2 separate regions of the Mus musculus genome follow, and region 1 is linked to region 2. A link is a loop called in an ENCODE intact Hi-C map of the cell type or tissue named here. Cell type or tissue: heart. All regions are shown on one strand. Each heading gives the region's core, and the rest is flanking DNA. Links, peaks and the distances in the headings are about the cores only. Region 1 holds the start of Hnrnpk (heterogeneous nuclear ribonucleoprotein K). Region 2 holds the start of Hnrnpa0 (heterogeneous nuclear ribonucleoprotein A0).

What was found. A loop is a pair of places that touch in the nucleus more often than their neighbours do. Peaks named below come from ENCODE experiments on the same cell type or tissue, not always from the same donor. Only the 100,000 strongest peaks of a DNase experiment are listed, where the experiment ranks them.
Region 1: it touches region 2 in a loop (2.8-fold over the local background); 2 of 42 quality-filtered maps call a loop at or near these places.

What each region holds. Positions count from the first base shown.
Region 1 is chr13:58,397,691-58,407,436 of GRCm38, forward strand. It overlaps Hnrnpk (heterogeneous nuclear ribonucleoprotein K), which reads right to left and starts at 4,822. Exons shown (of 16, transcript NM_025279.3): 1 at 4,703-4,822; 2 at 2,643-2,727; 3 at 2,203-2,300; 4 at 1,466-1,522; 5 at 63-106. The coding sequence starts at 2,700. It overlaps Rmi1 (RecQ mediated genome instability 1), which reads left to right and starts at 4,907. Exons shown (of 3, transcript NM_028904.3): 1 at 4,907-5,099; 2 at 9,312-9,400. In heart, for the core only: CTCF peaks have their summits at 4,133 and 4,755; DNase peaks (open chromatin) are centred at 4,491 and 4,871; H3K4me3 peaks cover 4,352 bases; H3K27ac peaks cover 2,463 bases.
Region 2 is chr13:58,119,029-58,134,543 of GRCm38, forward strand. It overlaps Hnrnpa0 (heterogeneous nuclear ribonucleoprotein A0), which reads right to left and starts at 9,528. Exons shown (of 1, transcript NM_029872.1): 1 at 6,851-9,528. The coding sequence starts at 9,285. The coding sequence ends at 8,368. It overlaps Gm40964 (a long non-coding RNA gene), which reads left to right and starts at 11,727. Exons shown (of 4, transcript XR_001780964.2): 1 at 11,727-14,003. It also overlaps a transcript of Klhl3 not described here. In heart, for the core only: CTCF peaks have their summits at 7,307 (motif pointing right) and 10,155; DNase peaks (open chromatin) are centred at 8,873, 9,553, 9,943 and 11,023; H3K4me3 peaks cover 4,220 bases; H3K27ac peaks cover 3,440 bases.

The sequences.
Region 1 (9,746 bases), core at 1-8,000, 270 kb after region 2:
GGTAATAAAATACATTTCTCTCTTTCTAATCAGGCAGTGAGGCATAAACTGTTGGGACATACCGCTCGGGGCCACTGCTGTCTGGGACTGAAACACTGGCATTGTACTGCATTGGTCATTGGCGTTCGTGGATGTTGGCATTGGGCATGGGCATTCAATCAGAAGTTGTCAAGTATTGTACCCGTTTGGCAACGAGCACATTTTTGGGCATAGCCAACCAGGGTTTTCACATGGGCGTTCAGGGGCGGATGGGCCAACGTCATGGTGGGCAACGCAGGGGTAAGTCGATCCAGTACATGGGCAACGGAGATATATGGCCAAAAAAACAAGGAGAGGGAAAAGGGGGAAAAGCAATAAATTTTAATTTAATACAAACTATACTCATACTCTCAATGAAACAAGCTTAAGTTGTTCTGAAGACTAACACAATAATGGACTTCTCTATACCTGACCGTGGCTTCTTAACATTTAAGGACCTTAAATGATGGTTCTAGGTTTTGTTTTGTTTTTTAATGTTTCAGTAGCAGGCTGGCTCGTGAGGGTAGACACAAAACCTGTCATGACTCAAAAGTTTACTGAAATTGAGGAAAATGGGGAAATAACCCAGATAATTATACAGAACATCTGGATTAAGAGGAAAGAGGTTCAAAGACAAAACAAAAATTCCCACACCAAACCCCCAAATATTAAGACTGATTTGGTTTCATAAGGTATAAAACACATCTTATAAGCAGATTTATAAAAATTACAACGAAATCTAAAGTTTATTAAGAGAAACACAAAGATCTGTTACCAAGAGAAATGAAATACTGTTAGGTACTCAAAGTTATTTGCCTCAATTTTACCAAGATAAACATTAAGAAATGTAGATAGTATGAGGGAAAAAAATAAATTTTGGTGTAATCAGTTCTAGAAATACACACACACTTCTGGTGCTGCCAACATTTAATGTGTCTAATCACAAGAGTCAACCCACTATAAATTATGAAGACTCAAATCCTAGGCAAACAGTTCTGATTGCCAAGATTAATCTATTCATTACCCATATTTAGAAATCAGTCAGCATGAGCTCCATGTTGCAAACTGTGGAACAGATGATTTAAAAGAAAAAAAAAGGAAATAAAGTTTTTATCAGCCATATTCAATGGCTTTCAGAAATGACTAAATCCCTCTTACACATACAAGAGGAATTATACAATTAAGGGTTTTTACACTTTGTCTCCATTCCTAATTAAGATGTTTTAATCTTATTTGAAATGAATTAATTTGAAGGGTTTTATTAAAATATGAAAAGATTTAATTATGTTCCACCTTAATCAGGGTTTTAAAAAAAAAGAAGTCATTTACATAACCATTAATTATTACAAATGGTTTGTAGCTAGTCAGTGATTTCTAAGATGTGAACCTTTAAAATTCTAGAAACATACAATGAATGTGCTTGCTTGTTCAGTAGTTTAATACTTACGTCTGTACGGAGAGCCTTAATATTCTTGCCTCCTTTTCCAATCACTGCTCCAGCATTCTGGAATAGACAAAAAAAAAATTTTGCATTTAGAAAATTAGTATTTTTAAGCTATATTTTTAACTTCTAATGTTTGCACAGCACTGAAAATCTTGAGAAAGAAAAAAATCAAGATGAATAGTTTTATGGTCTTTGGAGTATTCAGAACACCAGGCATGAATATAAAATTCCTAGAAAGCACAGATTACAAGTGCCCTCTTGTAAAAAAACAAACAGAATCTAAACAGTACCTACTTTTATATTGTGACTTGAAATAAGTGATGGGGTAGACTTAAGTAAACTAGTTTCCTGGGGAAATAAGATGCAACCAACACTTAAAACCTGTGTCTACAGTTACTCCACTCATCTCTCTAGCTGATCTGTGGTGGACCCTGGTAATAGGGCTTTCACCATTAAAATTTCAGCACTACCGGCAGTTCTGAAATCTGCTTATCATTAAGAACCACAACTAAATGTGATAGCGCACACTCGGAATCCCAGTAATCAAAGACAGAGGATCAAGAGCTCAAGGCCCGCCTCACCTGTGAGGGGTCTCAAAACAAATGAACCCTTTAAAAACCTTTTATTCAACGTGTTATAAAATTCTGAAAGGTTTCCAGAGCCAAAGCAGAGTTCAAAGTGAAAAAGCATCCATTTATATTTAACTACTAACCAACCTCCAAATTTTAAAGAGCTTATACCTTGCTCTGAAGCAAAATGCGCAATTCAACCATCTCATCAGTATTTCTAGATCTTTTAAAGGCTTGCTCCTCTTCCATATCTTCTGCAGGGCGTTTACCTAGAAATTAAAGTTTAAATTTTCAATTAGAAACATCCCCCAAGAAAGGGTAATTGAAGCCACTTTTTAAGTCCCTGCCTTTGTCTCCCTAATATCCCTAATATCAAAGGCCTTATTTTAATAAGTATTTCAAAGGATTAAAATGTTGGTTGGAAAAACTGTACTGCTTTTTAACCTGTGCAAGAAAAGGTTACTTCTTTTCATAAAAACCAACAGACAAACTCAAGACTACAAAAAAATGAAACTATATAAGAGGTAAACAGAACATATCAAAAACATTTATGGTAATTAAAGTAACAGAACAGAAAATACTAATTGGTTATAATTAAAGTATCTTCTCACCAAATTCACCATTGGTTTCGGTGTTGGGGAAGGTTTCTTCTGGCTGTTCGGTCTCCATTTTCTTGAATTAAATGGATCCACCAATCTGTTGAAAAATAAAGAAGCTAGCTAGTACATTGGCTTATCAGAAAGCAAACACTCTTTTGCTTAAAATCTTCCAAAAAAAAAAAAAAAAAAAAAGGATTCTGCTTCCAGCACACACAAGTGACATCCTAGTGCTACAGTAGTATATAAAAACAAGGTCTGATTCGAGGAAACTAAAATATTCCTAAAAGTGAACTGTTTTTAAAAACTATAATTGAGGAGAGACAGGCATAATGGACTTCTTTTAGACTAGATTGTCTCAATGAAGCACACCCTAACCACCTCCACCACCAGAGCCTTGCGCCCCCCCCCCCCGCAAGGGGTGTGGGGGACCAGTAATTCCGTCCTCAGCAACTTGCTTCATTTCATTACAACGGAAAAACTAGTCGACATATAATTTTGTTCACGAGACTAATTCTTGAAAAGACCACGTCTTATCACAAAACTAGTGTTATAGTAGGGCTAGTAGTAATTTTTTCCCCGCCTTTGGTCGTGACTGACAACACTAATCAATGAAATCTGCCAACTTTAAAAAACTTAGCGGCAAATACAAGGTACATTGAACTTTCAGACACAGAAATCTAAAGAACCAGATGGAAACGACCACCATTATTCAGCAAAGCCACGGAATCTTTAATCACCAACACCATTATTTTAGGCAACGTAAAAAAGGCTATTTCCCAACAATTTTACCTCTAACCCAACTCTCCAAGACTGCAACCAAACCATCACAACTGGTCCAGTTAACTCGTAGTCCTACCAAAGCCAAGGACCAACACAGGATCTTAAAGTCGAGGCATCACCCTCATGCCTTCTCCTATTCCAAAACGCCGGCAGCAAATGACGATCCCTCTGGGGACCACTTTAAATGCAGAGATCGGCCGGCCACTCCGCTAAACCCCCGGCCGCGGGGGTAAATGGATTCAGGCAAATCAGCCGGGTCTACGCACACAAACAGGCCCAGCCAGCCCTCTCGTCCCGCGGCCGCTGTTCCCACAGCGCGCTGGTGTTAACAGGTCCGCCGAGCGAGACCGACCGCGCGCGCTCGCCTCCCGCCCACGGGCCGGGCCTGGAAGCAGCGGCCAGCGACCGTCGCCGAGCGGCGAGCCTCTCCTCACCCGGATCCGACAGGAAATGGCGGCCCGCGTAATGGCGACTACGTGCGACTAGGCGGAGTCGCGCGAGACCCCCCTCCCCCACCCAGCACGCGGGCTCGCGAGCGCCCGTCCCCCGCACCTCCCCCACCACCCGAGACAAAGCCGCCGCGGCCGCCCCATCGGCCCCGCCGCGCAGCACCCCCCACCCCGGAGGTGGGGTGAGGAGGGAGGCCCACGCCGTGGAGGGACAAAGGGCGGCCGGGGCGCACACACACACACCACACCCGCGAGTCCACCGGACGGCCCGGCGCTCCCTCCACACGGGGCGCCCGCGTCGCAAACCCACAGGCCTCTCCTTCCCGGGTCCCTCAAGCCACCTAGCGCCGGCACGCCAACCGCAGGGGCACGCTCGGGGAAATGGCGGCGGTGGGGGGAGGGGAACCCGGGCAACGTTCCCCGGCGGGCCACGGCCGCCCCGAACGCCACCCCGGACAGCCGACTACGGCGTCCGACCCCGCTCCAGCCAGCGCGACCCGCCCGTCCCGCTCACCGCGCGAGTCCGCCGTTGCCTCCCGGCCGCGCCGCCTCCGACGGTCGGTCACTGCTAGACAGAGAACGAGGACAAACCCCCTCCCACTTCAGCGTCGCGCCCCATTGGCTGCCCAGGCTTCGGCGGTGGTGCGAGCGCGAAGCGATTGGCCCGTGGCCGCGTCAATTACGGCGCCGAGAACCCCGCCTTCCGCCGGCGACTCCCTTTGGGCTGGAAGGCCGCGGGCCTGAGAAAACTCGGGCATGGGGATAGCCCAAGCCGCCATCCCGGGGCGCCAACCCGCTCCGGGGACTCGCTACCCCGAAGCCCTAGCCCACCCAGATACCTACAGGCCGCAATCGAGTGGGAGACGAGCACGACGGCGACGTCCGTGCAGCGGAGAAGCAGAGGATAATGGCGTCTGCAGCGCTGTCGCCTGTAGCGCCCTCCTCCTTTCTCGTTCGCGCACTCTGTGGTGAGGGGGAGGGGAGTAGTGACAGACCTCTCGCGAGACTTCAGCGGCGCTGCTCACGTGTGCCGGGAGGGGCGACTGCGGGGGGATTTTCGAGCCCCGAGGGAGTTTGGCGCGATTGGAGGAGGGACGGTCGCCCCGTGAGCGCCCGATTGGGCGGGAAGAAGTGAAAGAGGGAAAAGAGAACCCAGCTGGGAACGGGAGAGGGAGAGCGGCGCGCGGCCCTGGGATCACGCTGCGGTGCGAGGCGAGGCGAGGCGAGGCGGGAAGGCCAGGTCGGTCGGTGCTCCGCCCGGGTTCCGCAGCTACCCGTTGTCGCGTCTCGCTCGCCCCCTCCCTCCCCGGCGCTGCGGGCTCTGCGCCCCCTCCGCGGCGCCCGGGAAACCCGCTGTGCTAACGGCTCCCCCGGCGGGGAGGGCGGGGGAGGGCTGGAAGCGGCGCCCGCTCCCAGGGAGCCCGGGGCTTACTTCCGTGTTGGGCCGGTGCGATGCAGACCCCCCGGGAACGCCGCGTAGGGAATGCCCGCGCGTCCGTGCTGCAGCGCTCCCTGGGACCCTCCCTGAGAAAGCTCGCAGGCACACTGCCCCGCCATGGCTGCCCCACCAGGGGAAGGGAGGGTCACTGCGGGTGCTCGCCTCGCTCCTCATCCTCACAGCAGAGCTCCACGGTCCCCAGACTCTGGCTGATGTCCGGATGTCAGCCTGTAGGGGTGACCTCCAGTTAGCGAGGCGTGTGTGCGAGCGCACCCTGTCCTACCTTTCCCTCGAATAATCCCAAAATGTGCACACCGGCCAGCACCCTGTAAATCGCTCCGTTACAGAGCGGTCGAGCCATCCTTTACCTAACTGACAGAAGAGACTGGGGCTTGAGGATCTGGTGAGGGGGCTCTCGTTCTGAGACAGCCTAGTGTAGCCCTGGCTGTCGTGGGATCCTGTAGATCTCCTGCCGCTGCCTCTCAAACGCTGGCATTAAAAGCGTGTGCCCCCACTCCTGGCTCAAGATTTTTCATATGGTGGTTTTTGACCCGGAGGGTCTCTCAAGAGATCCACCTGCCTCGTCCTCCCAAAGCAGGGATTAAAGGCAAGCGTAACCATGGCCAGCTAAAGTTAGTATTTCTTTTTTTCTTTTTCTTTTTTTTTTTTTTTTTTCCGAGACAGGGTTTCTCTGTGTAGTCTTGGCTGTCCTGGAACTCTGTAGACCAGGCTGGCCTCGAACTCAGAAATCCAATGCCTCTGCCTCCCAAGTGCTGGGAGTAAAAGCGTGTGCCACCACTGCCCGGCAAGTTAGTATTTCTAGTACAACATTTTTTTTTTCCGAGGCAAGGTTTCTCCGTGTAACCCTGGCTGGTCTGGAACTCAGAGATCCCCCTGTCTCTGCCTCCCGAGTGCTGAGATTATTGCCTGCATAGCCGCCTCCACCACCCCGCTAACAACTTTTTTTGTAAATGAGAAGTGGGAATCTAAAGGAAACTACAGAAATTGTCTTGACTAGTCTCTAGTGAGAAGTTGCTTCCTCAAGATTTCATGGCAGGATTGTTCTTGCGCCCACCCCCACCCCCCAGTTATACCTGTTTGTTTTCTTCTCTCACTTTTTTAGGTTTTCTCTTTGAGTAATCAAAGTGTCTTTTGTCCGTCCTTCATTTTCTATTTAGAGTTGGAGGTTTTCAATTCCTTATTAAAACCTCAGACTGTAGCTCAGTGGTGTAGCACACTGAGTGCGGAGGCCCTGGATTTGGGTGTCACAACAAAGCCCATGCCACTTTGTTTCCTTTAGTGGCTCCTGGGTAACCATTAACCTAATGCTTTAGTATCAATTTGGATTCAGTATGACTTAGCTGTGAGATTTAATATAATTTCAACAGTTCAGTAGCTGGCTGAGAAAATATTTGAAATACTGTAGGCACCATACCCCGAGTTCTGTCCTGTTTGCCACTTTGTGCTGACAATTCAATGCTTATTACAGTACTTTGAATACATTGTGGGTTTTGTTTTATGTGTGAGGGAGTTTTTTGAAAAGTAGAATAAACTATGATGGTTCATGCCTTTGATCATAGCAGCTGGGAAGCAGAGATGTGAATCTGTGAGTTCTAGGTCAGCCAGAGCTACATAGTCAAACTGTCTCAAGAAACAAACAAAACTAAGGTAAGAGGGCAGACAGGTGAGATGGAGCAGTGGGTGAAGGTGTTGGCTGCCAAGGTAAATTTCATCTCCAGGATGGGGGAAGACCAGACCTTACTCTCTTGACCTCTAACCTCCACACATGTGTATATAATGAAAAAAAGTTTTAAAAAGTATTGAGGATAGAAACCATATTCAAGATGACAGAACAGAGCTGGGTTAGAGACTCCTAAGTGGGATTTTCTCTCTAGTTTTATTTTTATTTATTTTTTCCTCAAGATAAGGGTTTCTCAGTGTACCCCTGGCTGGAACTTCTTCTGTAGACCCAGGCAGTCCTCAAACCCTGAGATTTGCTTGCCTCTGCCTTCTGAGTGCTGGGAATAAAGGCATGTGCCACCAGCCAAGCTTTGTGGCTACTTCTTATGTCAACAGTAATATAACGGTTTTATCCCTATAAAAGGTAAGGTCTATTACCTTCCCAGAACTCTAAAGTCATCTTAGTGTCTTTAACAAGTTAAAATGGTGTTAGAAGTAAGTGCTTATTTATTTATTTATTTATTTAAACATTTTGTAGTGTGACTAAGTGGGAGCCAGGGGATAACCCTGTGGGACAACCCTGTGCAGAGTTCTCTTCTACCCTATTGGACCATAGGAGTAGACTCATCGTTACATTTAGTGGCAGGTACCTTTACCTGCTAAGCCATCTTTCTTAGCCCAACTTATTTTTTAAAGGAAAATAATAGAAACATAAAATGGATATAAATCTTTGTTACTGATTTAAGATCTCAGCTATTGATTGAATGCCACATACAATATCTAGGAATGGTGTTCTATTAAAAAAATCTGAATCTGATTAAAAATTAATCATTGAGCCAAGTATGCCTAAACCTTAGTGGTAATTAGCAGAATTTTCCTACTTGGTTCTGTTTAAGTCTTAGTAGTTTTTAGAATGTAAATATGTATTAGTAGCCAAATATCAGGTACAAAGGTTAATAAAAGTATTTTTTCTTACTATAAAAGTGGTGAGGATTAAGTTTTGTAACTTTATATGTTGCTATTATGCTAAGGAAATACGAATATATTTTTCACGTCATTAAATAGTCCCTAAAAAATGTTAGAGCTGGGTGTGATGGTATATTCCTTTAATCCCAGAACTTGGGAGGCAGGTTCGAATAGATCTCAGTGGAGACCAGTCTGGTCTGCATAGAGAGGTCCAAAGTCGCATAAAAGGAGAGGCCCTGTCTCAACAAAACAAAACAAAACAAAACTTGAAGGTCTAGAGGGATGGTTCCTGGTCTAAGAACTTAACTGCTCTTCCAGAGGATTGGAGTAACTCCCAGCAGTGTGTAATATCCAACTCCAAGGGACCTGACCCCCACCTCCTTGAGCATCTGCACTTGTGCACATGCCTCCACCTCCCCACATATACCTTATACCACCCCACACACTTAAACATGTTTAAAAATCTGAAGACTACACAGCCTTCTATTTCATAGACATAATGTATGTTTTTGCTTGATAACATTCAAACCCCCTCAAATATATAAATATTGATAAGCTTTGTCAGATAAGCATTCCAGTGTCTTTTGTTCCTCTTCCCTCATCCCTCTCCTCTTTCCTCCTAAATCCTAGAGATTGAGCCCAAGGCTGCAGATACACCTGTTCTTGTCTTTATTTCTGATCTTTTAATATTGGTTCTGGAAAGTAAAAGGTGTGTGTTACAGGATATAAACTTAATGTTCAATTTAAAAGACCTCTTTTTCCAAGTTGTTTTTCTTGTACTGAGGGGACTGTTGTTTGTCTATCAGCAAATGGGAAATTGTGTGTCCTAGCTGACCCTTTGCTGTCTGCCATGACTGTGGTAAGACACTTTTACAAGGGAGAGGGTATTATGCCTAACCAAGAGCAAGTGGGTCCCAGGCTGCCCTATCTCCTATGCTTGCCTTCCTCAGCAGCTAAAGGCACTTGCCACCAAGTCTGACACCATAGTTTTGATCCCTAGAACCCACCTGGTGGAAAGAGAACCAAGTCCTGCAAGTTGTGCCATGGTATATATCACTGCTTCAAAAAAAAAAAAAAAGTCCTCCGGTACCTGAGTTTCCTCTGAACTGCTTGGTCACACACTGTGTTAATTACCTTAGTTATCTTCTGGTTTAACTGTAACCCTGGAAACAGGCTGCCTCTGCCTCCCCAGTGCTAGGTGTATGCCACCACCACCCGGCTACATTTCCATTTTTAGCCTGTATTGTTTTTATTTTACTTAACTGTCCCCAGAACCACACCATCCTACTTTTGCACTCATGGGAATAAGCTAGTGACTTTCTGTGGCGCAATTCTAGAATCTTCACTGCCCCTTATCTTATGTTTCAGGGTCATTTCTCTGCAGAGGAGGCTCTGAGTACTGTACTGACCATCTAGCTTGAAATCCCTCGTTAGCTCACAGGCTGGCCTGCTAAGTGGTGAGTTTTCTTATGGACATGCTAAGCATAGATATATATTTAAATTGATTTGTCTTTAGTATTTTGCTATTGGTTTGTTATACTGAGAGAATCAGATTTAAGCATACCTGACAGCACAGTTGAGAATATTTAGGTAAACAAGTAAGACTTCTCTCATCCCAGAGTAAGGTGGCCGACTATAGTCATATAAATTTTAATAGAGTTAAAATATAAAGTTAATTATAGATGTCAGAAGAAACTAGTGAACATTAAGTAAAATTTAAATCACAGAATCTGATTATTATTTTATTAAAATAATAAGATATAGTAATAGCCCAGTGTCTTTCAGAGGTCTGGCATTACACTT
Region 2 (15,515 bases), core at 4,140-12,139:
CAGGGGTAGGCATCAGATCCTCTGGAGCTGGAGTTATAGGAGCTGGGAAACTCTCTGGTCCTCTGCAAGAGTAGCATGTGTTCTTTACTGCTGAGCCATCTCCCCAGACCCCAGTCTTGTTTCTTTGAAGCAGATCTCCACATGTAGCCCAGGCTACTCTCTAACTCATGACTCCTGCTTCCACCTCCAGAATGCTGGGTCCATGACATTTTCAAACAGGGCATTTATCAAGCGGGGAAGAGCGGGGGAGGAGACTTGCTTCATTCGGGCATGGTGGGTGGCACATGCTTCTAATCCTACTAACTCAGGAGGCCCGGGTAGTAAGATCTCTGTGCGTTTTAGGCTAGCCTGGTCTAGATAGACTTTTCCAGGTCAGCCAGGTCTATGTAGTGAGGTGCTATCTCATAAAATCATTTATCATTGTATCTGCAACTAGATCATCTCGACTTCCCATAACTTACAGGTGTGACTTTAAGATACAAGTTTAATACACTTGTATATGTATTGCATCCGCTTTATATTTAAAGAGTAAAATTTGTAATTTTAACCTCTAAAAAAAATGTCCAGTACTATGGCCCTGAACACACCCACCTCTGCTTTACACTTGCAGGACATTTTCTATGTTTGTTTGTTTGCTTGTTTATTTGTTTTTCAAGACAGGGTTTCTCTGTGTAGCCCGGGCTATCCTGGAACTCACTCTGTAGACCAGGCTGGCCTCAAACTCAGAAATCTGCCTGCCTCTGCCTCCCAAGTGCTGGGATTAAAAGCGTGCGCCACCACTGCCCGGCCCAGTTCGCTTTCCTCATTGCCTCTATACCATCTTCCCCCTCAGAGCCAGCGAGCCGGTGTTTATTATCTGCTTGTTTTATTGTTCTGGGGATTAAGCAGAAGGCTCTATAGGTGCATCCTTCCCATGCAGCTCCACCTCAGACTTAGCTACGTTTTATCTCTCGGGTATCCCAGATAAAGTGCAAGCTTCCATTAGTCAGATCTGTTTGTCTTGACCTGCCTCTGTCCCTCAGCTAACCTTATTTTCATGTTGTGACACGTCCTGGAGTTTCTTACAGCTTGGCAATACTCCATTTTACGTATACATTTGCTTGTTGGTGGACACTGGGCTGGTATTTCCCCCTTAGAATAGAGCAAAATCTAGTATTTCCCTAAGGTGGACATTTTTAGCTGGTTTCCAGGTTTTTGATATAATGATGGCCTTTAAGCAAAGTTTGTTCTCCTTTGAGCTTTCTCCTTGGACTAAGTTGTTCCAAATGACATCACAGAAACAAAGGACCTGAACACTTTAGTATCTCTCTATTTTTTTCTTCACTGTTTATTAAACAAATCTGTGCTGACACTGCCCTTGCCTGCTGTGTCCTGCCGCTTGGTTACTAGCGCTGGCAGTGTCAGCTATGAGAGGACAAGCACTGGACCAAGAGCACAGAGAATGTCTGCAGAGGGAAGAGAGATCCTGTAAAACTGCCCCAAGCTCTCCCCACAATCTGGATTTTTCTCAGTGTACATACATATACTCTCTCTCTTTCACACACATACCATACACACACACACTCACACACTACACACACACACTCTCTCACACCACACACACATTCACACACACCACACACATATATGCACTCACACTACCCACACACATACCACACACACACACTCTCTCTCTCTCTCTCTCTCTCTCTCTCTCTCACACACACACACAAACATACCACACACACACTCACATACCACACATACACACACACCACACACACATACACAGACACTCATACACCACATACACTCTTACAACACACACTCACATGCACACACCACACATACATACACACACATACACAAACCACACACACACATATATACTCACACCATACACACACTCACACACACACAAACACACACACCTGTGTACCAGAGATGCCCAAGGCCAGTTCTCATGTCCCAGTGTTTACTAGAAGGACTTGCTGACCTCAGAGCTGAAGTCATTGGAATGACACTGGTAAGTATACACTCCCAGAAGGGTGTAGTGAGCAGGTCCAAAGAGAGAAGAAAAGGTGAAGACAGCTGCAGTGTACTTACATATAATAAATAGAGAAATCTTAAAGAAAAAAAAGTACAGGCTGGCAAGACGGCTCAGTGTTTAAGAACACCTACTGCTCTTCCAAAGGTCCTGAGTTCAAATCCCAGCAACCACATGGTGGCTCACAACCCTCTGTAATGAGATCTGATGCCCTCTTCTGGTGTGTTTGAAGACAGTGACAGTGTACTTACATATAACAATAAATAAATCTAAACAAACAAACAAACAAAAAAGTACAAGCTCCCAGCAGGAAAGCAGGGGTTGACAATAATCACACTGCTATAGAGCCTAGGCACAATAAACATAAGGAAATGGTGGGGACACTTCCTAAGTTCACGTGCCTGGATAAAGGCCAAGCTCACAAATGAGCCATTTAAAAGGACAGCAGCACCAAGCCAGACACGCTAACATTTTACCTACTGCAACCAAATGAAGGTTCTTTTTGGCCAAAACCCATACAGCTATGGAAGAGACTGTCTGTTATACTTCAATCCAGCCAGCCCCAAACGCTTTCCTCATAGACCATCATTAAAAGCAGTTATACCAAGAGAACAGAAATCTTGACAAAGCCCAACAGCGGCTTTTAAAATTCGGATCATGCCATTCCTCTACTCAAAAGCCTTGAATTGCTAGGCAGCGCCCTGTAATCTCAGCGTTCAGGGCCTGAGGAAGACCGATCATGAGTTCAAAGCCACCCAGGCTGTGTGGGCATCACCCAGCTGGCCAGCCAAAGTGAGACCCTGTCTCACAAACTAAACACAAAACAAAGCCAAGAAACCCTCAATAGGCTTTCAACTCATTCGTTCCGAGGGGTTAGTAGTCTGCTTCTCTGTTGCTGTGATAATTACCATGGCCCAAAAGCAACTTGGGGAAGAAAGGTTCTATGTGGCCTACAGGCAGACACTGCTTGCTTCCTGGCTAGCTTCCTGTCCAGGCTCACCTTGCTTCCTGGCTAGCTTCCTGTCCAGGCTCACCTGTCCAGGGCACCACCCATGGTGGGTTGGACCTTTCCCATAACAACATCAACTAAGATAATCCCACCGGGATTTGCACACAGGCTAATCTGAAGGAGGCAATTCTGATGCAGGCTCCCTCCTCCCAGGAATGTCAAGTTGACAACCATGTTAATCATCCCAGAGGCAAAATCTTTACAACGGCCTACTTCCCAAACCATAATCTGGTGCTCCCACCTCACTGCCTACTCCTGGGCCCCTCCTTCCCTCAACTACAGCCACCCTAGTCAACGGCTAAATTAAAATCTTCCGTATTAATTTAGTAAGAAACTGAATTCAGATCCTAAGAAGACCCATGGTACTCTAGACCTGAAGCTAGTAGTTCAAGCTCACTTACTACTTTTTGAACCATCTTGCTGCTCCAAAACTGACATGACTAGTTTACAAAGGAAATTCCCAACATACACGCCCTTTCAATTACAGAAAACTGACCTGCGTTTTCATCAGAAACTGGTGAAGAGTCAAAATGAGGAGACCAGAAGACCCTGTGAATCACGGAGCCCGTTCTTTCACAGGGAACCTCAGACTATCTATCAGTTACTGTGGGATATCTAGGATATGTCATTTTTTTAGACCTATTAATTTGTGTGTGTGTATGAGTATTTGCCTGCGCACATGACCGTGCACCGGGTGCGGGCCTGTGTCCTTCAGAGGTCAGAAGAGGGCACTGGATCTGCTAGGACCAGAACTATTGACAGTTGTGAGCTGCCATGGGAATGCTGGAGATCGCCTCAACAGCAACACGTCCGCTCCAGCCCCTGCTGCCGTTGCTCACTAAAAGTCTCAGGTGACTGCTATTTCCAAAATTAAATAAATTAGTCTGCACCCTAGAGCCGGTTTGCTATTATTAGTCTTGGCAAAAACAATAGAATTTAAATGGCTGGGTTTTTTTTTTTTTAACGGTCTCTGTGACCTCATATTCAAAAGGGCCAATGACATAAGGAACCCAATCTATCATGCTCTGCATGTCAGCTGAGCAGTGGGACTGTCCTCTGTGGCTTTGTAAAGCTAGTTCAAACACCCGTCACGTTTCCCCGTAACAGAGCCCCTCCTGTCTATAGGCCCAACACAAATGCCGGAACTCTCATAATTGTTTAAGTTCTCATCATCCAAACAAAACTATGGGTGTCTTAAGAGGAAAAGGCTGGCCCCTAGTCAGCTTAGTAAATCTGTTGAATAATTACCGAGAATGATCTCAAAATCCTATCAAATCATAAGAGATCGAAACAATTCCATAGTCTAGGAAATAAGCTGACTTACCAGGTTAAACAGCAAACGGACGTTCTCTCAGTCTACAGATTCACCCCTCTGACCCAGGGTAAATATCACCCAGCTCGTCCAAGTCTGTTAATTCTCCATCCTCTTGAGAAAGCTTCATGATACAAATATCTGGTAAATCATTTACAGATCAAGCAAAGGCTAATGCTAACATCTATTAACATACCGGAACAGTCTGCCCTTCTAAGCAGGACAAAACAGTGTCCACTGTTCTGACCTCACTCTCTCACACCTTCAGAAGGGCAGCCGAGCAATCTGGCACTCAGAAGGCAGCGGCAGGCGAATCCCTGAGTTTGAGGCCAGCTTAGGACTATGTATGTGAGAGCCAGCTCGCCCCCCAAAAAAACATTTTTAAAGCTGCAAGATTCCTATCTCCTATTTTTTAATACTTAATAGTAGGCAAACTGTTTAAGTTATGAACCTGTAGCCTGGTGCAACAGAGATAATAGGACCTCGTCATAGAATGAGAACTGGAATCAGAAATAACACACATGAACTCTTAATTACTTCTTAGGTTTTCAAGGAACTTTTTATCGAGTGGGTGGGAATATGTCATTTTTCATCGTTGAGAGCAGGAAAAAAAGGAAGAGTACCTCGAGTCATCTGCTATGGGGCCCTGAGCAGAAGACAGGAGAAGATAGTCCCACTTAGCCGGTAGTTCTTGGCTGGTCCTTCCAAAAAGCCCAAAGAGCTATCTATGATCCTAGCACTAAGAATGCAGGAGGACGCCCAAGAATTCAGGGCAGCCTGGTCTACATGGCGTTTCAGTCAGCTAGGGACACACAGCAAGAAAAGGAAGTAGGGTGTGGGGAGCAAACCAGGCCAAAATAAGGCTGAGAGATTCTCCCTATCACACTGACACTAGAATTGGAAGAAACTATCAAGTGTTGATGTTAGACAGGTCACACCCATAAACAAGGTAAAAGGCAGGCAATGCTCAGACCCACCACACCCCACAGCACACTTTCAATTAGCAGGCACACAAGAAACAACCTAAAATGCAAGTGATCCAAACCAAGAGTGTAAGCAGCAAAGTCTACAATTCAACACTCCTGTCACTTGTGGTCTTGAGGCAGGGAACCCTAAATTCCCAATTCCCAGCCAACCTCGGTCTGTCTTTCCTAAAATCGAGAATCCACACTACGGTATAGCACTTTATGAATCTCAATCACTTCTAAACTTTAAGCATTTGAAACTCTGGGGTCTGGAGATGGCTCAACTTTTGAAGAGGACCCCACACCTGGCAACTCAAAATCCCCCATAACCCAGCTCCATGAGGTTTAATTCCTTCTGGACTCTCTGGAAATCTGCACTCACACACGCAGCTTCCCTTTTCTCAAAAATACGGTTTAAAAAAAAAAAGTATTACCATCTTTAAAGATGTCCCAGGCCTGTCAGAAATGGCTCAGCTGGTAAAGGCACTTGCAGATCCCCAAACCCAGAAGGCAGGAGAGCAGACTTGCAGTGTCTTCCAAGGGTGCTGTGTGAAAGGCATGTGCTCACACACTCACACAAAAACTAATGTAAGGTCCACACTATCTTTTAACTAATGGTTATTTTAGAACTTAAAAGTCTTTAAAATACAAAGAGCTTCACACTGGAGCAACTTTTCATCTTGAAAAATCAGAAAATACCCAAGCATGAAAAACTATTCTCAAAAGGAGTGGCAAACTCTATCACCATCTCCTGTCAACTAAGCTTGACGTCCTCTGCTGAGATTCTCACAGGTGAACCAAGACATCAAGAAGCTCCACATGCCAGAGGCTGCTAGGGGAAACACAGTAAGTGCTTACAGAAACATTGTTTTCCTTTCCTACTATTCAAGTACATCCATCACTAAGGGTGAACACTGAGCTGTTAATGCACCAGGAACTGTTAGCTAAGTCACTATTACTAAAACTAGTCACCTCCCAATACCTACCAGCTCAGTCTTCATCCAAAATAACCGGGGAAAGTCTGAGGTAACATGTAATGAGTTTTAGGTCTTTTCCTGTATCCTAGAGGGACCCCCCCCCCCCACCAAAGCCTGCATTAGATCTTCAAGTGTAGTTTCAAGCAGGAATTTAAGGGAAGCAAGCAATTGTGAGCAAAGAACTTCATCCAACTTTTTTTCTTCCACAGCAAACACACCCCTATACAGTGTTAAATACATGACCCAAACATCAGCTATCACTCACTACACTTACCAAACTAGCCAAACATAAATCCTCTTACCTCTTTAAGAACCTTAGTACTTACAATATTTTGGCAAGAATCAGATCTTAGGAATTATTCAGTGACAACTTAAAATGTGGGGTTCCAACATTAAAATATTTTAAAAGGTAAAAAGAAAAATCTTTTCTGAAAAGCTTGATGCCATTAGGCTTTAGGCTTCCAAAATCCGAGTCAAATTTTTACCATCTCGTCAAACCCAGTAAGATAGCAGGTACTCTGAGCCCACCCACCAGGTTATACATACTCTCACTCAATCATGTAAGAATTGAATTCTTTATTTGTGATATCCATAAACGTTGCTATTCTATGTTTCTATCCAGGAAGGCATTTTCTTCTATTATCAGTTTTTGTTTTTTTTTTATAAACAACAACTTGAATTCTATTGCATGAAGGGCTACAAATACACGTTAACCAAGCAGAATACAGATATTTTGTTTTACAACTTGCACCTAAAACCCCAGTACACACAGCTGCTTCAGTAGCTACCGGAGCAGTTTGGGGCTACTGCCCAAGCTATGCATAGCAGTTTACATGTTCAAATCTCACGTAGAAAAAGTGACTGATGCGGGCTGTTAACTACACTCCCGGGAAGCCCGTCTCAGCTACAAGTAAATGTGGACCTTTCAAGTCTGCAGAATTCTGATGGCAAACTGCTAAATCTGATGAAATTGTCCTGAACAAGTAAGTTGGGTTTTTCTTAACCAACCGTCTTGCAGCTATACTGCCACTCTACCAGCAGATGGTGCTACATCCGTTGGACTTAAAAGAGGACAAAGTTCAGACTTAGGGAAGAAACGCTTTTTTTAAACCTGCTCTGAAAATACATTTAAAAAAAACTCATTTAGTGTTAGGGTAAAATAGAACCCTTATTTGTAACCATTCATTACAGACAAACCAATAAGGAAGAAACTAGGTCACCTAAAAAAGTTTTAAACAGTTTATATGAATGAGAACACATGCTTTAAACACAAACTATTTTTTTTAAACTACACAGTACATGTTTTGAAGTAAATTCTCATAGAAAGAACCAACCATGTCAAGATGATAAGCAAATCGCTTATTACAAAGAGATGGATGCACAGGACTAAACAGCCACATCCACCACTTCAGAAAGATTTTGTCTGTAAAAGGTAAATTCAACATCACTAACTGGGCAAACAGGAAGGGGAAAAAAAAAAAAAAAGAGCCCACAAGACCTCCTTTAAGCGTCTCGAAGTACACATCAAAACCTAACAAAAATATCCTTTAAAACGGTAAGGAGTGGATCCTAGGAAAAAAAAAATGTTAGACATGTACGGTCAAACACAATGATTTATTAAAAATAAAACGTAAAAATGATTTTTGTACATATGCTTCCAAATTCCAGGCATGGGATCCAAGTAGGTTTCATAGAAAACGCTGTAGCCAGGTATCAAGTCCTTACAACAAAGTAAACTACCCTCCCGCCCAACCCCCACCCAGGTGTTGCTACAGAATCAGCAAGTTCACTCCCGCCCGCCCACCCGCCCCCCCAAAAAACACAAATTAAAACAAGACATTTTTTTGCTAGTATAAAAACGACCAAGGTCCAAGTAATAATAAAAAAATAGAGTCCATCAATGACTGTAACACAAAAATGTGTGTGTGTGGGGCCGAGTCCACCTTCAGGGGGGGTAACGGGCAGGCAAGCGGGGGGTGTCGTGCCCCCCAGGGTGAGCGGCTTCCCCCGAGGGCACCTGGGGCGGGCGCGGAGGGCGACGATGGCCGCGCCCGCCGCCGGCATCCGGAACCCGGCTTCTAGAACGAGCCTCCGCCGTAGCCGCCGCCGTAGCCGCCTCTGTACGGTCCACTGTTGCTGCGGCCGCCCCAGCTGCCGCCGCCGCCGCCGCCTCCGCCGCTCTTCATCGGCCCGTACGAGGACTGGTGCTGGCTGTAGCTGCCGAAGCCGCCGAAGCCGTTGCCGTAGTCGCTGCCGCCGTATGAGCCGCCGCCGCCGCCACCGCCCCCGTAGGCGCCGTAGCCCCCGTAGCCGCCGTAGCTGTTGTAGCCGCCGCCGCCGCCACCGCCGCCCTTGGCCAGCCCGTTCTGGTCTCGGCCGCCGCCGCCGCCTCCGCCGCCGCGGCCCCGGCCTCCGCCGCGCCCGCCCCGGGCCGCCCGCGCACCCCCGCCGCCCGCGTGGATATCCTCCTTGGGCACCGCCTTCTTCACCTCCACGCGGTGGCCCTGGATCGGGTGGAACTTGACCACCGCGGCCTTGTCGGCCGCGTCGTGGCTCTGGAAGTAGACGAAGCCGAAGCCGCGCTTCTTGCCCGACTGCTTGTCGGCAATGATCTCCGCCTTCTCCACCGCGCCGAACTGCGAGAAGTGCTCGATCAGGTCGCCCTCCGCCACGTCGCCCTTGAGGCCGCCCACGAACAGCTTCTTCACCTTGGCGTGCGCCCCGGGCCGCGCCGAATCCTCCCGCGACACGGCGCGCTTCAGCTCCACCGTGTTGCCGTCCACCGCGTGCGGCGACGCGGCCATGGCGGCATCCGCCTCCTCCACGTTCGAGTAGGTCACGAAGCCGAAGCAGCGGGAGCGCTTCGTCTGGGGGTTCACCACCACCACGCAGTCCGTCAGCGTCCCGAAGGCCTCGAAGTGGCCGCGCAGCCCCGACTCACTCGTCTGCACATTGAGGCCGCCGATGAACAGCTTACAGAGCTGCGAGTTCTCCATGTCGGCCGCCCGGGCCCTGCCCCCGCCCTGCGCGCTCCGCCGCGTCGCCGTCGCCCGTTAGCGGTCGCCGAGGCCTCGTCCGAGCCCGGGCCCGGCCGCCGCCGCCACCGCCGGCGGGGAAGGGGCGGGAGGGGGAGGGAAGGGGCGCGCTGCCGGCCCGAGGGCGAGCCGAGGACGCTGGAACCCGACCGGGGCCGCCGCGGCCGCCACCTCCGCTCCCCTATCGGGACACCACACAAAGAGGCCGCTGAAGGCGCGCGCACCCTCCCCGCGCGGTGCGTCACAAGCGACGCCGGGACGCCGGCCAATCGCCTGGCCGCTCGCCTTGGTCCCGCCCACCGCGCCGCAGCGCCGCTCTCGGTCGCGGCCTCCCCGCCCTCCGCGGTTTCCCCACCACCCCGGTCCGGGCCTGGGGCTCCTCGGCGACCGCCGCTCCTTCCGCCTCCGCGCTCGCACTCGACGCGGGGCCGCGGGGCCGCGGGGCCCGGGAGACCGCCCGCCAGAGCCCTCCGCGCGTCTCCGTGGAGCGTTTCCTGGCGACCGCGCGGCTGTTCCCGCAGTCGTCCCTCCCTCCCTCCCCTCGCCGGATGCCCAGGCCCAGCTCCGCAGTGGCGTTCGCGCCAGCCCCTTGAGGGACGTGACCTGCCGGCCAATCAGCGGCTGCTCCTCAGACCCACTTCCGTTTTCCGCTGCCGCGGGACGGGCGCGCTCCTCTCGAGCACTGGCCCGGCGCCTCCCGTGCGGAACCCTCTGTCGCCCGCACGCTTCGTCCTCGCGGGAATTCTGGCCGTTCCCAACGGATCAGCCCGGGTGGCCCCCGCGCGGACTTTTTAAAAACTTGACTGTTGGGGGCCGGCCCGCACCCGGCGTCGGCTCCCCTAGGGGCGGCACAAAGATGGAGGGCCTCGGCCTGACCCCAAGGCGGTTATTGGCCGTTTACGGTGGGCTGGTGGCTCCATTAATCCAATGCGACTCTTGCCCCGTGCCACTCTGCCCGCCGAAGCAAGCCCATGAGAGGGAACACCACCAAAGCCCTTGAGACCGGGTAACCCAGACCAGGCCCGAGCCAGGCCTGCGGTAGCCGCTGGCGATGCTCCGCCCTGTGAACTCAGCAGCGAGCTCCTGCGGACATGTTCCTTGCGAGCCACGCAGGATTTATTCGGCCCCATCCTTACACTGCTAGCCTTGAGCCAGGCTGACCTCGAACTCCCAAGCACTAGATTATAAGCATGCCCTATGAGATTTCCTATTTTTATTGCCTTCTCACCGCCATCCCAACTGTGGTTTGGGAATTAAACCCAGGGGACTTAACTAGAGTTGGAGCAGTGTCCCCCGACACGTCCTATCCCCATTCTGTCCCGTTACTTCTCATCTCCCTCATCTGGTGCACCCCTGTGACCTGCAGCCAGCAGCTTCTACTGGGCTGCCAGCTTCGTGAATATGAACAGCCATTTTGCCAACTTTATCCATATAACTAGATTTTAAAAAAAAACTGTCAGGGACTGTGCTTAGTGTTCACGGATAAGATCTCAATTTCTACAGTGTCTTAGGGTTGTAGAAATAAGGCAAGCTGGGAAGGAACGGCCTTATTTGGTTTACATTTCCAGATCATAGTCCATCACTGGAGGAAGTCAGGACAGGAACTCAAACAGGACTGGAACCTGGAGGCAAGAGCTGATAGAGGCTGTGGAGGGGTGCTGCTTGCTAGCTTCTAGCTTCACAGGGCTTGCTTCTCCGACTGCTTTAGTATAGCACACAGGATCATAAAGGATGGCCCTCACCACCCACAATGAGCTAGGCCCTGCCCCACTGATCACCAATTGAGAAAATGCCCTCCAGCTGAATCTCATGGCATTTCCTCAACTGAAGTCCTGTTCTCTCTGATGACTCTACCTTCTGTCAAGTTGATACACATAACCAGCCAGTGCATACAAGAGAAATGTGGGTTGGTTGGTTGGTTTTTCCATTTTAAAATGAACTACATGACTGAAGAGATGGCTCAGTAGTTAACAGCACTTGCAGCTTCCAGGGGACCTGAGTTCTGGTCAGTTCCCAGCACCCAGGTCAGGGCTTCGGTCTAACTGAAGCTCTGGCCTCCACGGGCACCTGCATTCATGTGCACATGCAGACACACACACACCTACACATAATTTTTAAAACATTTTAATTTTTTTAAGATTTATTTTATGTGAGTATACTGTAGATATCTTCAGACACACCAGAAGAGGGTATCAGGTCTTACTACAGATGGTTGTGAGCTACCATGTGATTACTGGAAATTGAACTCAGGACCTCTGGAAGAGCAGTCAGTTTGTTTTTTTGTTTTTTTTTTGTTTTTTTTTTTGTTTTTGTTTTTTTTTTTTTTTTTTTTTTTTTTTTTTTTGGTTTGGTTTGGCTTGGTTTTTGGTTTTTGGTTTTTCAAGACAGGGTTTCTCTGTGTAGCCCTGGCTGTCCTGGAGCTCACTCTGTAGACCAGGCTGGCTTTGAACTCAGAAATCCTCCTGCCTCTGCCTCCCAAGTGCTGGGATTAAAGGCGTGTGCCACCACTGCCCAGGTAGCAGTCAGTATTCTTAACCGCTGAGCCATTTCTCCAGCCCATAAAGTAGTTTTTAAGACAGTAACTTCATTGCCCCATTGCATGCCAGGATTTGATACATGCAGCAGGGTGGGGTGGAGTGTGCTTCACATGAACACCAGAGGGCTAAAATATTAGCTCAGCAAACAGAAAGCTGGAGGGAAGGAGCTATTTTGGTGTATGTATGGAGTTACAGAAGATTAAGAGCCTCCATGGGGGTGCTGGGAATCAAGCCCAGGTCTTCTGCAAGAGCAGCTGTTAAGTTCTGAGTCATTTCACCAGCTCAGGTCTTTATTGACTTTGTTTTTTGACAATTCATGATTATTCTCTCCCATCTCTGTCAACCCAGCTCTTCCTTATCCATTCCTTCATCGGATTCATAACTTTGTGACCGTTTAGTTTGACAGGGGCTATATTTTGACTATTGGGTTGGATCTATGCACTGGAGCCTGGTGAGGCCGCCTGTGGGAACACAAAGGCAGCAGCCCCCATTCTTGAATATGTCAGTGGCAAATAGGCCAAAAGTGAGGGTAGGAACCCGAGAGTCCCTACATCACCCATGCCTCACTGTGGATCTGCTCATTGTTGGACAGACCTCATGCAGGCATCCATAGCTGCTGTCAGTTGTGATTACAACAGCTGTGTCTGGACACACATACACACAAATCCTAAGCCTTAGAGGGCAGTATACCAGACTCCCTATTACAGTGCTTCAGTAAACTCTATTTTCTCCTACACCAGAAGGGCCTTTCTTCCCCTTGAGGTCTAGAAAGGGTTAAAGTAAGGTGGATGCTCAGGCCCACGTGCTGTGTCAGCTGAGAGACACTCCCATGCCACCTGCCTTGCTATTACAATATTAGACCACTAAAGTTCCATTCTAGTGATCTTTTCTTACCTTCATCTAGTTGTGCAGCTGACCTGGTAACAGGATGAAAGAAGCAGCAAGCAGCAGTGACACCCCAGGAATTAGCCCGCCGCCACCAGCTGCTTGACAGCTGAAGCAGTAGCACCTGCAATGTTAGGAGTGGCCAGCGGGGTGGAGTGGGGGTAGTGAGAGAGAAAGGTTGAGAATGAAGAAGGAAAGGTTGTCAATAGCCACAGGAAGTGCCAGCTCTGGTCACCAGAAGAGTTCCACAGCATTATCAAGCCTTCAGGGCCAACAGGTGAAACACTGGGTGCTGTGAAAGGCTGAGGGGACACCACGCCCTCAGCCCACGTAGAGCTGTAGAACTCAAGTGGTCTAAAGGTTCCTAAAATCTGAGGCCTACAAGGAGCCTGAGCCTGGAAGGTGCCACCCACTGTGCCTCCCACCCCCTGCTGCCCAGGCTTCTCCTCAGCTACTTAAAATTCCCATACAGTGCAGTGCAGAAGGACCCTCTAGCCAGCTAGTCAAAGGTGGTATAGGTGATCCTCCAGCAACAATCCTGTATGTCAAAGCTGGGCTTCTTCATACTCTACTAACCAAAACTAGCGTCAAATGCAAGGAGACAAACCCAGAAGATAAAGGAGCTTTCATATCAACCAGATTGTCTACCATTGAGATCCTAACAGATACAAGATGATCCGCAAGATGATCCGCTGGTCTCTGCTTATGTCTTGCAGATGTTCACTGGAATCTTACTGAACGCCTTAGACCAGAGGTTCTCAACATGTGGGTCATGATCCACTCCAGGGTCACCTAAGCCACTGGAAAACATGAGTCACAAGAATACCAAAATTACAGTTATGAAGTAGCAACAAAAGTAATTTTATGGTTTGGGGGTCACCACAACACGAGGAGCTGCATTAAAGGGCAGCAGCATTGGGAAGGCTGAGAACCATTGCCTTAGACTAAGACTGACACTTGCCTGGCTGAATCTTTACAAGGGCCAGAAAGGTTTTGTTGGGTAGCAATCTCCTCTGAGATAAAACCTTCCAACTTTGAGGGAAGCTCCTTAAGACACCGGGGGAGCATTCTGTCCTTCAGGGAAGCGACTTTAACTCAGAAAACAGTAACAACAGTAACTGCAGGAAGTCCCTGAAATCCACCAGATTCACCAGGCTCCTCTCCCCCCTGAGGACCTCTAAGAAATAAGTTCTATAGAGAAAAGTTCTCAGGCCAGTGGAGCTGCTTGGAAGACATGTCTCCACCGCTGCCTGCAAGGTGTGTGGTGAGGTACAGGTTCCCAGCTTCCCTGAGCTGTCACCCACTCTGGGGTGGGCATCTTGGTGATGAAGCTGTCTTTAAGGCAACTCTGCTTCTATAACTAACCCCAATAAAACTCGCTGGCTTCCCAAGTTGGACCTTGGTAGTATTCTTACCATGGTCTGCTGTTGGCTCCTTATGCAGAGTGAGTAGACATTTTCTCGGGGATGGCACCACATGACAGGTAAATCCTATGCCAGTCTTTCACTGAAGAAGCCAAGGCTATCACCACAGTCAGTTGCCCAAGCTTTGCCTTCTATACCATCCTACCTTCCTGTACACAAAGAGTCAAGTCGAAGAAAGGCAATAGACTGGAAGCTGAATGGGTCATGGTCACATCTTTCTAAATCCCTTGGCTTCTCAAGAATTTTAAATATTTAAGACTCCAAGGAAGATACTGCCACTGTGGTATCACTAATGTGCCTAGCTAACTGCCCCTCAGAGTAATTATAGTGTTTCTGTCATTCTTTGGCACACACAACAGCAGTCCCATAAGATTTTACCCTCTAGTGACACTGGAGCTGCTCATTAATTAGTATGAGTAATTCTGTCATGTTCGCACACTGAAGTCACCCAGTGGAGCACTTCTTAGAAAGTTACATATGATCCCTGGGGCTTAGCGATGCATGACTGTAGTTGCAAAATGTCACCTGAAACACTGTCTGACCCCAGGTTGCATGTGCATATTCGATAAGGGGAAAATCAAAACACAGACTAGCAACTTCAGCATCTTGTCTGCAAGTGGCAGGAGGCAAAGTGTCCACCCCAGCCCTCTCCCTCTATGCATACATTTCCAGAGTCAAGGCCAGTTCCCACGCTCATGTCACACTCCTCAGAGTCTGCCTCTCAGATTTCTGTTGCTGCACGGTATCCCTGAATCAGATGACGCCCCATAAACAGTCAACTTTGCGCAAGGGTTTCATAAGGTCACCTGCTGTGATGGTTAATCTTATTTACCTTTCAGCCAGGGACTCTCTACACAGCCCTACCTATCCTAGAATTCTCTACATAGGCCAGGCTAGTTCCTTGTCCTCTGCCTCCCCAGTGCTGGGATGTAATGTGTGTGCCACCACTACAAAACGCGATGACTAACATTTATTGTGTACTTGACTGGATTTAGACTCATGTAGGTAAGACTATCCAGACATGCCTGTGAGGATGCTTCTAGAAAGAAGTTAAGATGCGAAGTGGAGATGTTTGGGGTTTTTTGAGACTCTGTGGTGTCATGTGATTTTGTTTTGGTTTGGTTTTGGTTTGGTTTGTTTGTTTTGCAAGACAGGGTTTCTCTGTGTAGCCCTGGCTGTCTCTGTAGACCAGGCTGACCTTGAACTCAGAAATCCACATGCCTCTGCCTCCTAAGTGCTGGGATTAAAGGCGCGCACCACCTCTGCCCAGTTTGGAAGTCTGCCGTACGAAGCAGACATGTGAGAGGATGTTTTGCTGAAGACAGACAGGTGGTGTTTCTTCTGG